Regions from separate parts of the Homo sapiens genome. Here region 2 is linked to region 1. Evidence: chromatin contacts called from ENCODE Hi-C or POLR2A ChIA-PET data. All regions are on one chromosome and are shown on one strand. Each heading gives the region's core, a stretch centred on a gene start or an enhancer-like site at or near the end of the contact. The rest is flanking DNA. Distances are from core to core; before and after follow the strand shown.

What was found. A loop is a pair of places that touch in the nucleus more often than their neighbours do. ChIA-PET counts read pairs that join two places held with the same protein, here RNA polymerase II (POLR2A). Pooled maps may share reads with other maps.
Region 2: a map of GM12878 shows a loop between it and region 1 (4-fold over the local background). The contact joins two enhancer-like sites. A Hi-C loop is called at or near these places in 2 of 168 maps with a recorded cell type or tissue (GM12878 and prostate gland) and 1 of 50 pooled maps. POLR2A ChIA-PET finds 5 or more read pairs at or near these places in 3 of 52 experiments (A673, PC-3 and activated CD4-positive, alpha-beta T cell).

The regions. Positions count from the first base shown.
Region 1 is chr1:10,889,392-10,895,924 of GRCh38, reverse strand. It overlaps the pseudogene HSPE1P24. Among named protein-coding and RNA genes, the nearest start is that of CIROZ, 89 kb to the left of the region's middle. Within about 2 kb of position 5,009, at least 3 of the 41 ENCODE cell types and tissues checked have a DNase peak (open chromatin) inside an H3K27ac peak, as active enhancers do.
Region 2 is chr1:10,939,079-10,946,223 of GRCh38, reverse strand. No RefSeq gene overlaps it. Among named protein-coding and RNA genes, the nearest start is that of CIROZ, 39 kb to the left of the region's middle. RefSeq lists enhancers at 1-560, 3,479-4,042, 4,043-4,608, 5,840-5,889 and a silencer at 5,730-5,809. Within about 2 kb of position 1,628, at least 6 of the 41 ENCODE cell types and tissues checked have a DNase peak (open chromatin) inside an H3K27ac peak, as active enhancers do.

The DNA of each region.
Region 1 (6,533 bases), core at 3,760-6,259:
CTCTAACTAGTTGAATCTCTCTACCTTCCCTTTAAAGCTGCTACTGTTGCTTGCAATACTACTCTGGAAGCATCAGGCCTCGTTTGGTTACAGTTTCGGCTGCACTCCTTCAATCAATACTGGGTCAAAGAGCAAAAGAAACTTCCTAAGTCCTGTCCTGCCATGCCTCCCGCCACCTTAGTTTTTGTACTCATACTTATATTCTCTCTCTCTCTTTTTTTTTTTTTTTTTTTTGAGACGAAGTTTCGCCCTTGTTGCCGAGGCTGGAGTGCAATGGTGCGATCTCAGCTCACTGCAACCTCCACCTCCGGGATTCAAGTGATTCTCCCGTCTCAGCCTCCTAAGTAGCTGGGATTAGAGGCGCTCACCACCACGCCCGGCTTATTTTGTATTTTTAGTAGAGACAGGGTTTCACCATGTTGGTCAGGCTGATCTTGAACTCCTGACCTCAAGTGATCCACCCGCCTCGGCCTCCCAAAGTGCTGGGATTACAGGCGTGAGCCACCGTGCCGGGCCGCTTATGTTCTCTTTACCTGACCGTTGTCAAACTTCCCCGATCCCTCAGAATCTTGCTTTTGGCCACCTATTATTATAATAACGTGCTGTGGAAATAGCGTTTGGAAAATGCTGAACTAAATCCTTAAAAATTCCCCTTTCCCTGATTACTAAAGCATTGCAGTTTCCATGTTTGTTGTGAGAAATATGGAAAATATAATAAGAAATAGAAAAAAATGTTCCAATCCTTCAATATCTCATCACCCACTCTTTTTTTCTGTGAATATGTAGGGGTTAGGGGAGTGCATAGAAATAAGTAAATCTGAATTAGGATCATACAGTTTTTTATTTTTTATTTTTTAAGGATCAATATAAAGTCATAAGGATCATATAGTTTCATATCCTACCTTTTTCCTGCATTTTATGATTTACTTAATACATGCAAAAGAGTATATGTACAGTTTAAAGAATAATACTAAAACAAACAGATATCCACTCCCAAAGTGCTGGGATTTCAGGTGGTGGCTCACGCCTGCAATCCCAGCACTTTGGAAGGCGGAGGGGGGAGGATCGCTTGAGCCCAGGAGTTTGAGACCAGCTTGGGCAACATAGTGAAACTCTGCCTCTATCAAAATAAATATACAAGAATTAGCTGGGCGTGTTGGCGTATACCTGTAGTCCCAGCTACTTGGGAAGCTGAGGTGGGAGGATCAGCTGAGCCCAGGGAGGTTGAGGCTACAGTGAGCTGTGTTCACACCACTGCACTCCAGCCTGGGTGACAGGGTGAGATCCTGTCTCAAAATAAAATAAAAATAATAAATAAATAAATATTCTTTGAGAACTTGAATTTTGATGGCTGCCTAGTGTTCCTTCAATGGGTGTACCTTATTTTATTCAAGCAATCCCACTTTCTCAGAAATTTAATTGCTTTCAACTTTTTCTATTGAAAAAACACCATGAGGCCGGGCGTGGTGGCTCATGCCTGTAATCCCAGCACTTTGGGAGGCCCAGACGGGTGGATCACCCGAAGTCGGGAGTTCGAGACCAGCCTAACCAACATGGAGAAACTCCATCTCTACTAAAAATACAAAATTAGCCGAGCATGGTGGCGCATGTCTGTAATCCCAGCTACTTGGGAGGCTGAGGCGGGAGAATCACTTGATCCCGGGAGGCAGAGGTTGTGGTGACCCGAGATCACGCCATTGCACTCCAGCCTGGGCAACAAGAGTGAAACTCCGTCTCAAAAAAACAAACAAACAAACAAACAATCCCCGAACCAAGAAACAAAAACAAAAAACACCATGAGGAAACTACTGTATGTAAATCTTTGCCCATAATCAGAACAATCTCTGACCATTTCTTTATTATAAGTGAATAGAAGTAGAATTATAGGTTCAAAGTTTTAAAATAGTAATTGCCAACATATACCAAGCATGTCTATGCCAGGTACTATACAGGCAGTTTATATGTATTAGCTTGTTGAAATTTACAACTCCTGTGGTAGGTACCATTCTTTTTTTTTTTTGATACAATGTCTCACTCTGTCTCCCAGGCTGGAGTGCAGTGGCACAATCTCAGCTCACTGCAACCTCCACCTCCCAGGCTTAAGCGATTTTCCTGCCTCAGCCTCCCGAGTAGCTGGGATTACAGGCGCCTGCCACCACACCCAGCTAATTTTTGTATTTTTAGTACAGATGGGGTTACACCATGTTGGCCAGGCTGGTTTCAAACTCCTGACCTCAAGTGATCTGCTCGCCTCAGCCTCCCAATGTGCTGGGATTACAAGTGTGAGCCACTGTGCCTGGCTTATTCCCATTGTACAGATGAGCAAACTGAGAGTCAGAGAAGTCAAGTGAATTGCCCCAAATCACACAGAAAGTAGCAAAGCTGGTTCTTGAACCAGCAGTCTGGTTCCAGAGTCTGAGCTCTTAGCCACTACGCCATATGTATATATACATATACAAATGATAGGTAAATAGCAGTGAACCAAACAGATAAAAATCTCTGCCCTACATTCTAGTTGGGGCAACAGACAGTAAACACAGTAAGTATAATCTTAACATTGTTAAAAGGTGGCAAGTCTCCTGGCCAAAAAAAAAAAAAATGCTACTGCAGGTAGAGGGGACTGGGTGTGGCCACTCGTGCCTGTAATCCCAGCACTTTGGGAGGCCAAGGCAAGCAGATCACCTGACGTCAGAAGTTCAAGACCAACCTGGCTAACATGGTGAAACCCCATCTCTACTAAAAATACAAAAAATTAGCCAGGTGTGATAGTGCATGCCTGTAATCCCAGCTACTCTGGAGGCTGAGGCGTGAGAATCGCTGGAACCTGGGAGACGGGGGTTGCAGTGAGCTGAGATTGTGCCACTGCACTCCAGCCTGGGAGACAGAGTGAGACTCTGTCTCAAAAAATAAAAAAGAGAGAAAAGAAGGAAGAGAAAGAAAGAAAGAAAGGAGGGAGGGAGGGAGGGAGGGAGGGAGGGAAAGAAGGAAGGAAGGAGGGAGAAAGGAAGGAAGGAAGGAAGGAAGAAAAAAAGAAAGAAAGAAAGAGAAAGAAAGAAAAAGAAAGAGAAAGAAAGAAGAAGGAAGGAAAGGGAGGGAGGGAGAGAGGAGAAAGAAAGAAAAAGAAAGAGAAAGAAAGGAGGAAGGGAGGGAGGGAGAAAGGAAGGAAGGAAGAAAGAAAGAAGGGGGGAGGGAGGGAGAGAGAAAGAATGAAAGAGACAGAGGGGGAGGGACGGAGGGAGAGAGAGAGAAAGAAAGAAAGAAGGAAAGAGAGGGAGGGAGGGAGCGAGAGAGAGAAAGAAAGAGAGAGAGAGAAAGAAAGAAAGAAAAAGAAAAAGAAAGAAAGAAAGAGAAAGAGAGTATAGGAGTGGGCATGCAATTTCAAATAGGAAGGTCAGGGAATATCCCCAAGAAAGAGATATTCATGCCAAGTCTTGAGGAAGGTGAAGGAGAGAGCCCTTTTGAGATCTGAAAGGAAAGCACTCCAGGCAGAGGCACCTGCAAGTGCAAAGGCCCTGGGGCAGAGTGGCCTGACTGTCCCAGGAGCAGCAAGGAGGCCAGTGGGGCTGGAGTAGAGTGAGAAGTGAGGTGGGAGGAAGTGAGATCAGAGAGATAATGGAGGAGATGCAGATGGCAAGGCTCTGAGGGCCAATGTGATGACTTCGGCTTTTCTCTGGTGCCAGTGGGAGCCATGGAGGGTTTGAAGCAGAGCGGCGATGTGATCTGGCTTATGTCTAACAAGATCCCTCTGGCTGCTGAGTGGAGACTTTCCATAGAGGGCAAAGGTAGAATCTCGGAGGCTGCTGTGACAGTCCAGGATGATGGTGGCTCGGCCCAGGCGGGTAGTGTGGGCTGGAAAGAAGTGGTTTCCTTCTGGATGAATTTTGAAAATACAGTTGACAGGGTTTGCAAATCACCTGGCTGTGGGATATATATATATTTTTTTTTTTTTTTTTTTTTGAGATGGAATTTCACTCTTGTCTCCCAGGCTGGAGTGTGGCAAATCTCAGCTCACTGCAACCTCTGCCTCCCGGGTTCAAGCAATTCTCCTTCCTCGGCCTCCCAAGCAGCTGGGACCACAGGCATGTGCCACCACGCCCAGCTATTTTTTTTTTTTTTTTTTTGCATTTTTAGTAGAGACGGGGTTTCACCATGCTGGCCAGGCTGGTCTTGAACTCCTGACCTCAGGTGATCCACCCGCCTCTGCCTCCCAAAATGCTGGGATTACAGGCATGAGCCACCGTGCCCGGCTGGCTGTGGGATATTTTTAAAAGAGAGGAATCCAGGACTCCCAAGCCTTGGAGAAGGGGAGATGCCATTAGCACAGCTGGGAAGCCTGGGAGGAATTTGGTTGGAACATGTTATGTTTGGGGTGCTGAGGCAGATATCACTGAGAGCTTGGTACCCTGTTCTCTGTTGGGTGCATAGGAGGATGGTACATCTTGCCACATTGAAGTTAGATGTGGCCATGAGACTAGCTCTGGCCAGAGAGTTGTGGGTGGGAATCATATGTGTGATTTCTGGGTCAGGGCATTTAATCACCTCCAACTCCGACGGTTCTGTCCTGAGGCTGCCTAAGGAGGAGGCACTGAGGTGGAACCTCCATTAACCTGGGTTACTGAGTGACTCATGAAGGAAAGCCCCCTGCCTACCTGCCCTGGACGTGTATCATCAGAAAGAAATAAGCCTTTGTTGTTCTAAGACACTGAGATTTTAATGTTGTTTGTCACAACAGCATAATTTATCTTATCTTGACTAATACAGGCACCTATTAGCAGGACTGTCAGTTAAGGTTGCACAGGTTGTACATGATACCAGGGCAGCATAACCGAGGGGGTTTCATTTTGATCATAGACCTGTCTACCTTCCAGGTCCTGCACACAGGTAAGGACAGTGTTCTATTGCAGTCACACTCAGAGCGGCCCCTGAGGCTGCTCCTCTTGCTCACAGCCTCTTTGGGATGCCCAATTTCCACCTCCACCCAAGTCTAAACCTGTTAAGCCTGCATTACAGGGCAGGGGTGGTGGGGGGAGTGGTCAGAGTGTGACTGTTGCCTTAGTGCCTGGTGTGGGTGAGCAGGAGTGTGTGCCTGGCCTGGGATGCTGCCCCCAGGAAAGCTGCTTCCGAGCCAACCCAGGCCAAGCTAAGGGGGTGACTGTGGGGGCACTACCATGCCCCAGCCCCGGCACTGCTTCTAACGGGATGCATATGCTCTGGCCACAGATTTAACAAGAAGTTTGATTTATGGAATTGCTGTTGAGAAGAACTGAAGCTGGATGCTACTGATTAAACCCCAGAGCCAGTGCCCCTCCCCCTCCCTTCGCAAGGACCAGTCTGGGCTGCCTGGCCAGGCCTGGAGCAAGCGGGTGCGCTTTGCCTCCTCCCATCCAGCCTTCCCGCCGTTGGATGGAATCATGTGCAGTGCCAAGTTTTAAAGAAAGTTTCTTTTGCCTTAGAAAGTCACTTTCTCCTAGCTGGCTAAGGGCTGTATGAGCAGAGGCAGCTCCGCCTCTTCTCCAAGTGCAGATGTGGAGCAGACAGGCTATGGACATGCGGGGGGCTCTGGGGAGAGAACTGAGCCACAGATAGAAGTTTAGAAATTGTCGGCATACGCTTGGTGTTTAAAGAGTAGAGGCACGCAGGGGATCTCGGAGGGAGGGGGCACGTGGAGAAGAGTCAGAGGATGCTTGGGTGTTTATGGTGAGGACGAGGAAGAGGAAGCTGCAGAGGAGACTGGAAGGAGCAGCTGAAGAAAACGGGGAGGAACAGCCAAATAAGGAACGTTCAGGAGGGCGTAGGGACCACTGGGTCCAGTGCACTGATGGGACTCGTAGAACAATGGCTGCGAGCTGATGACTGGGCTTTGCTACCTGGACCCTAGATTAGAGCAGTTAGTGACACAGAGGATGGGAGGAGAGGAACCGGAGCTCTCTGAGTCTGAGAATAGGATGGTAGTGGAGGGGAGGTGGGGTTAAGGGAGAAATGAGGCTGATGAGCCCAAGACAGAGACAGCTCCTGTCGCTTGAAATGGAGTTGGAGCGCTGTCCCCAGGCAGTGAGAGGGATGAGTCCGGGGCCCAGCGGGAGGTGCTGGCCTTAGATGGGAGATGCCATCTCCCATTAGATTGCCAGGTTGCCTGTGTGGAGTTTCCCCATTCTAGGCCCCTAGCAGCGCCTGAGGATGGCCTGTTTCCCGTCTGCCCCACACCCCGCTGGAGATTCCACAGTGCGTGCAGAGCCCACCTCTCCTTATGGGGTTTCCAGTCCCCTCCCCAGCTTGGGTACTGATTTCTGGGAGTCTCCCGCTGGGGGCAGGAATTAGGATCCACATGGACCTTTTCCCACCAGGCCTCGATGAAGCTGCAGATGTGGGAACGAGGCCCAGAGAAGCTAAGTCACTTGCCCAAGGTCGGGCAGCTGTTAAGTGGTAGATTCTAATTCATCCCCAATTCTGCCCAATACTCTCCTGCTCTCAGGGATCAGAAGAGGGAATCGGACTGGGAGCTCCCTGTCAGAAGCGCCTGTGAGCTGTGCTGG
Region 2 (7,145 bases), core at 379-2,878, 54 kb before region 1:
CATGACTCCAAGACCAGCCCCCACCAGCCCTACCAGGCGGTTCCCCTGCGGGCAGCCGCTGCCCTGGGACGGCGGCCCCCACGCCTGGGGAAGCCTGACACCTAGAGGGAAAGCCAGCAGGAGGAGGCCTGAGTCTCTGGCTGCCACCCTGGACACTGGGCTGGGTGGCCTGAGCTGGAGGAGGCCCACAGGAGCCCATGGCTAGAGGCCGGATGATCTTCAAAGGCTGGTGGGGTCAGTGGTTAGAGCCCAGCACTGATGCCGTAGGCTCATACGGGAGGGTCCCTAGCCTCCCAGTTGCCTTCCCACAGTGTGTGTCTGGGACTCTACCACTCAACAAAGGTTTATGGAGTGCCTCATCGGTGGTGCCAGGCACTGTTCCAGCCCCGGGGAGGCTTCAGTGAATCGAATGAAATCCCTGGTGTGGGAGGGAAAGTTCTAGAGTGTACGTGAGAGGGGGATTGGACACCGACAATGAACACATGAGACAATTTCAGACAATGCTTCCTGCTCTCAAGAGGAGCAAACAGGCAACTCCGGTTGCGAGCTGCTTTGGGTGGGAAGGTCGGGCGACCCCTCTGAGGAAGTAAGGAGGCAACCGCAGAAAGAGCTGGGGGTGGCATCCAGGCAGAGGGACAGAAGAGCAAGGGCCCTGAGGAGGGCTGGAAGGATGGAGAGAAGGCCATGGAAGCTGGTGGTGTGAGCGGGAGAGTGCAGCGGGGATGGGCCTCCAGGGCTTGTGGGCCCCGTCAGGAGCCCAGATTTTATTTTGGCCTTGATGGGCCGTCCAACAGGGGCCTTTGAGCAAAGCAGTAGCCTTGAGTAGATGCTCGAAAAGGCTGGCTGGAGAGTGGATGTCAGAGGGACAGAGCAGCAGCCCCACTGAAAGGAAAGGTGACTCAAAGGGTCTCCTCTTTGAGGGCTTGTGCCCCTCCCACACCTGCGTCCAGATGACGCAGGGAAGGTGGCTGCCTGGTGACGTTGGAGACGTGACACGTCTTTTTATGATTATTTATTTATTTATTTATTTTTGAGACAGAACCTCGCTCTGCCGCCCAGGCTGGAGTGCAGTAGCTTGATCTTAGCTCACCGCAACCTCCGCCTCCCAGGTTCAATCGATTCTCCTGCCTCAGCCTCCTGGGTAGCTGGGATTACAGGTGTGCACCACCACGCCCGGCTAATTTTTGTATTTTTAGTAGAGATGGGGTTTCACTATGTTGGCCAGGCTGGTCTCAAACTCCTGACCGTGTGATCCGCCCATCTCGCATCTTTTATCTCAACACTGGCCGTGGTGTTTCTCCCAGGAATCAGTCTCTGTCTCTCTTTGCCTCCTCCCCTCCACCTCCATCCACTTCCATCCACCCCTGCCCTTTCTCCATCCCTGTAGAGCCCCCCAGCTTTGGGACAGGGTAGACCAGGGGCACACATGCACAAGAAAGTCCTGTAAACAAGGGCTGACCCTTTACCAAGTCCTCCCGTGTTTAACAACCACCCTGCGCCCTTGGAGACGAGACAGAGGGAAGGGAGTTAATGAAATCACCAGCCTTTACCTGGCATAAATGGCTCTTCACCCCCCAGGCGGGCGGCGATTTGCAAGGCTGAGAGGGTCTGGGCATTAACTGTTCTGGGCACTCTTCCCAGCTCAGCGCTCCGTGCAGCTGGAACAAACCACTTTACTTCTCTTCCTTCCCCCAGCTTCGATCTGCACCCGCTCAAAAGCGGGGCAGTCGTGCTTAATTAGAAAGTGCTCAGGGTTCTCGGGAAGGCTCCCATTCTCCCTCCAGATGGGACAACCCCATTTCTGTGACCAGGGCAGACCTGGCTGGCACCCATGCCTGCTCCCGGGACACGCACGGGTGTTGCCTCTGCTGGTTTTCCTGCTGAGACCTCCCAGGTCTTGCAGTCAGTTGTTTATGGCTGACACGTCTGTGATCAGTGAAAGTCTGGCAGGGAGCAGCTCTTTCCCTCGGGGTCAGCAGCTGCCGGGAGATCTTGGACAGCTTAGGTATCACTCAGTGGTTCCCCGCCCTCAGCGGCTTGGATTCTTATCTTTTATGCCCCCACGACTCCGCATGAAGTCCAAAGGCTGTGTTGCATTTATTGTACTTTTCTCCTGCTACACAGAGCAGCTGGAGCTGGTCCAGTTTCTCTTTTGGGCTTTCCTTCTTGAGCACAAAGCCTTTCACGCCCTTCAGCATCCAGGCTCATTGTTTGTCCCTGGTTGAAGGTCCTGACTTACTAGTGTTTTTTTTTTGTTTGTTTTGTTTTGTTTAGAAGGCGTCTCACTCTGCAGTCCAGGCTGGAGTGCCATGGCACAATCTTGGCTCACTGCAACCTCTACCTCCTGGGTTCAAGCAATTCTCCTGCCTCAGCCTCCTGAGTAGCACGTCACCACACCTGGCTAATTTTTGTATTTTTAGTAGAGATGGGTTTTCGCCATGTTGGCCAGGCTGGTCTTGAACTCCTGACCTCAGGTGATCTGCCCACCTCAGCCTCCCAAAGTGTTGGGATTACAGACATGAGCCACCACGCCCAGCCTCCCAGATACCTTTTATTCAGTTTCTTAGTTGTAATCCTCCCAATTACTATGTAACCAGAGAAGCAGTGTGGTTGGGAAGTGCTTTCTTCTGGAGGTCTGGAGACCAGATCTGTCCCCACAAGCCATGTGGCCTTGAGCTAGTCAGTTCACTTTCTGAGCCTCAGTTTTGCTGTTTGGAAACCGGAGTGAATGGCCCAGCAACCTCTGATCCAGGAGGACACCTGGGCCATCCCATGCAGATGGGATGTTCAGAATCTCTCATGCAGCCAGGGGAGAACCTCTCTCTTCTGAGGGTCCATTATCACTAGCCCAGCCCAGCCCCGGCCCACCGCCCAACACCTCTGCTGCTCACAGGTCTGGTGTCTGGGGCTGGGGGCTGCCAGAGACATTAAGCCAAGCCAGGTGGGAGGACAAGATGGGACGATATGGACAGAAGTTCATTCCCATGCAGGCAGCCAGAGCCCACCTGTAACCTGCTCCACAGATGACCTCCCACCTGTTCCTGGTTCCTTTCCCAACAACCAGGCTGAGCCGTTCCAGATCCCAGATGGAAAAGCCCTCAGAACAGTGGTTCTCAAAGTAGCGTCCCGGAACAGCAGCCCTTCCCACCCCCCCACCCCCACCTCGTGCTTGTTAGAGAAATGCAAATTATCGGGCCCCACTCCAGACCTACAGATCCGGAAATTCAGGGGGTGGGGCTGGGCAGGCTGCAGGACTGAAGCCATCCAGGGGGTTCTGACGCCCCACTGTGTAAGTTGAGAAGTGCTGCATGAGAGAATCTGTGAGGGATACCCCCTAAATCAGAGAATGTCACAGCCTCCATAACAATACAACACTTGACTCTCATACACCTCCAAGTACTTGCCACCTCCATCTGTTCATTGCGCCCAGCACCATCCCTTCCAGGGAGAAAAGAATTGTTCTTCCCATTTTACAGAGCAAGAAACTGAGGCTCAGGGCCCGCCCAAAGTCACAACCAGCAGATGGTGGCACGAGGGCCCAAACCCCGGCCTCCTCATTCCAAGGGGAGGGCTCTCTCTTGGACACTTTGGGTTTCCGGGGCTTCTTAGACCAAGAGAGCAAATGCATGTTCCCCCGCCAGAGAGGCATTCCCCCTTCCAGCCCTCTCCCCACTTCCCAGTTGCAATCTTAGGCACTAACATCCAGGAAACATAAATTTTGCCTGGCAGTTGAGTAAGAGCTCTGAAAGGAGTTACACGTCAGGGGGATGGGGCTTTATTTCTCAATGAAATGGCCTTTTTATGGTTGGAATAAAAGTGCCAGGGGGAGCGTCATGCCAGGCAGTAGCAAATTATTTGATAAACTCCTCCAGCCAGGGGTGGGGCTGCGTGGGAGGTGGCGGCCAGAGAGAAGATCCCCCCATTTCCAGATGCATGTTTCTCTTCAGGTTAACCCTGTGGAAGACCCCGGGGGGCCTCGTGGGCCACCCAGCTGGAGAAGGGCTGGCCCTGGGACCATGCCAATGCCTTCGCTCCGATACTAGGTCCCGGGAGCAGAGCTGCAGTTCAGAGAGCGAGCAGCAGGGGGCAGCGTAACCCACCGTTCCAGCCCGTCCGGTGGGCGCTGCCGGGGGCTGCGACGCCCGGGTCCCTGAGGCTCAGCCTTCGGAGAAGGTCAGCAGTAGCCCCCTCCCTGGGACCTCTTCCTCCTCCCTTCAGCCCTTCCAACCCCTTGTCCCTTCATGGCAAGGAGAGTTTGTCAACCTTACCCTGGTGGCAGCCTCTGCCCGGATCCAGATGACCATGGGGGTGGGAGTAAGTGGGAGGGGGCTTCTTCATCCCCTTGCCCACCCCGTGGCTGCTTTCTCAAAGCTTCTCCAGGGTTTGCTTTGGATTTCATTAACCCTTGGCTTCCTTCTGAGGGGCCTCTGGAGGGGTCTCTGTGTTCGTGGGTGGGTGGCTTTTGTGGGCTGGGGACGATAGCCTTAGTGGTCACTGGGGGAAGGGGGACAGGATAAAAGCCTGAAGGACAAAGAGAAAGCAAGGAAACCTCCTCGTTTGAGAACGTGTGTGATTGGCAGGTTTACGGCCTCGGGAAGGTGCGTGGTATTCCGCACAATCAAGTCATTTTTAAAAATAATCTCTCTGCTTAAGTCGTACACGCTGCTAATTGCATTTTAATAAGTCTCTTAAAATCTTGCCATATTTTTTAATATCCTAATATTAGGTAAGTGATTGCGGGGGACACTGGAGGGCATGGGGAGTTTATGTAGCAGAGGGAGGGCTGTGATGAAGCCGGGGGGTGGTGGCCACCCAGTGGCCTGTGGTGTGTGTGGGTGATGGATGGCTGTCTGTGTCTGTGTGACCTGTGCAAGATCCGGGGGGTGTGAGTGTCCATAGAGAGGGCTTCTCCCAGACACAGCCCTGGACAGTGGGCCCCGTCTTCAGCCGTAGTGCCAGAAATCACTTATTACACCTGCTGGGGTCCCTCAGCCATAGGGGACAGACAGGCTTCCTCCTTCCTTTTCATCCTCTGGCCCCAAACTAGAACATCTGAACTGGAGGGGACCTTTGACCCAGTTCCTCTTCTCCTCTTTTCCCCAGGATGCAGGCCCTGAGCCCAGAGAGGGCAGGTGACTTGGCCAAGGCCACGTAGTAAGAAGGGGACCGGGGGGAAAGTTGGACCCAGTCTTGAGAGGGGCAGAGGAGGAACTGCCTCGTCCCTCTAGTCGCAGCACAGGGCGCTGGCTGCACCATCCGGCCCTAGCATCCTTGCACACACACTGCATGCTCTGACCTCCCCGTGGGGAGAAGGTGGGTGGTTGCTGGTGGTGGCTGCCATTCCTGGAGCCCTTACTACATGCCAGGCACCCTGCTGAGCACATTCCCCTGAACAGCCATATGGGTTGAGTATTTTAGGATTCCTGGGTGGACCCACAGCTAAGAAATGGCAGAGCTGGGATTTGAACCCACAGTCGCTCCTGTGCCTGGCTGGGGAAGGTTCTTAACTACCATTGGATGGGAGGCTGAGCTGGGATCCAAGCACATTCTACATCTCCGAATGCCCAGGGCCAGGGAGGACCATGCTGGGAACAGCAGGGGAGACTGGCAGAGGCAGGGAGGTAGGGCATCGGGTGCCTACGGTCTTTTTCTCCTGACCCCTCTGTTACTACAGGGCAGGGTCCCAAGGCCAAGATCAACATCAACCCTTTTCCCCAGAGCCCCTGGAGGTCAGAGGCCTGGGAAGGCGGTGGCCTAGGGTTGCAGGCCTCAGACTTAGCCATGCTCTGGGTTTCTGGAGGCCCCTGAGGCACCCGCCAGCCTCCACTGGCCCTGGCCTTCCTCCTCCCTCCTCCTCCCTCCCACTCCTCCATACACGCTACGGGCCCGGGTGGGAGGCACATGTTGAACGAACTTCTGAACAGGAAGTCAGCATCCAGGTCGTCCCGAGTCCCTTTTCATGTGGTTTCTTTAATCCCCCAGGCTGGGTTTCAGAAGCATTTTACAGTTTCAGTTTTACAAAGCTACGCTCCCTTTAATGTTGGCGTTTTTCAGGAGGTGGGGGGAGAGCGGCTTCAGTCAAAACATGTGTGTTTTACATCAGCCAGCTGCGGACAGGGTGGCCCAGGGCGGGAGGCAGCAATGTGGCTTCCAGGCTCCACGCGGGGTCCTTGGGTAGATGCATCTACTCGGCTTTCTCCCTTTCCTCTCCTGGGCTCTGCCTTCCTGCCTCCCTGAGTCCCTCTCTCCTGTCCATGTGGCCAGGGGGGCCAGGGCACTCCTTTCCAGCCCCTTCCCACCTGAGCTCTGATCTGGTCAATGCAGGTCTTCTTGCTGGTTTCTGCTGCCGAGACACCAGCGTGCTGATCTTCCTCCACACCCTGAGCCGTATCCTCCAACCACCTGGGCTTTCATTTACTTAGTATTTTCCCTTAAATCGCTGCCCTTCTTTCACTTACGTAGATAGTACCTAAGCAAAAATGTCCCTGAAATTGTGAATTTGATGTGCTAGTTACATCTATCTGCTCTAATACACAATAAAACAAATCTAAAACTATTAAGGCATTTAAAAAGGTGAAGATCATCACGCCAGCCTCGCATGCTTCTGGAAATCCTGCCTCCATCCCCCTTCCCTGGCAGAGAAGATGAAGGTCAGGAGGTAAGGTGGCCTGTCCGAGGCCATGGGGTTGGTGAGAGTCCTACCTGACTGGTCTGCCTCCGAGGCCAGCATTGGATCTGCCACGAGTCATTTCCAGGGCTGGCTTCTTGGCTGCGCAGTTTCAGGCTTTAGAGGAGCCGCCTGGGGCTCTGTGAGCACACCAAGGAGAGGGGCTGAATTCCCTGGCAGTGCGGGTGGGTGGAAAGAACACAGACTTGGAATCAGTCAGACCTGAGATCAGATCCTGGCTGCACTAACTAAGAGTGTGATCGTGGGCAAGCATCTCCACGGCTTTGAGCCTTGGTCTCCTCATCTGTGAAATGGGGATGACCACGCCGGCCTGGAAACAGCAATGCCAGGGTCAGAGACACACCTGGAAAGAGCCCGCATTGGCCAGGCCTACAAACCCAGCGGTCATTCGCAAGCCCTCGGTGCTTGGTTCTTATCCACTGTGCTCCTTGTCGCCAGCCTGGTTTCACCATCTCTC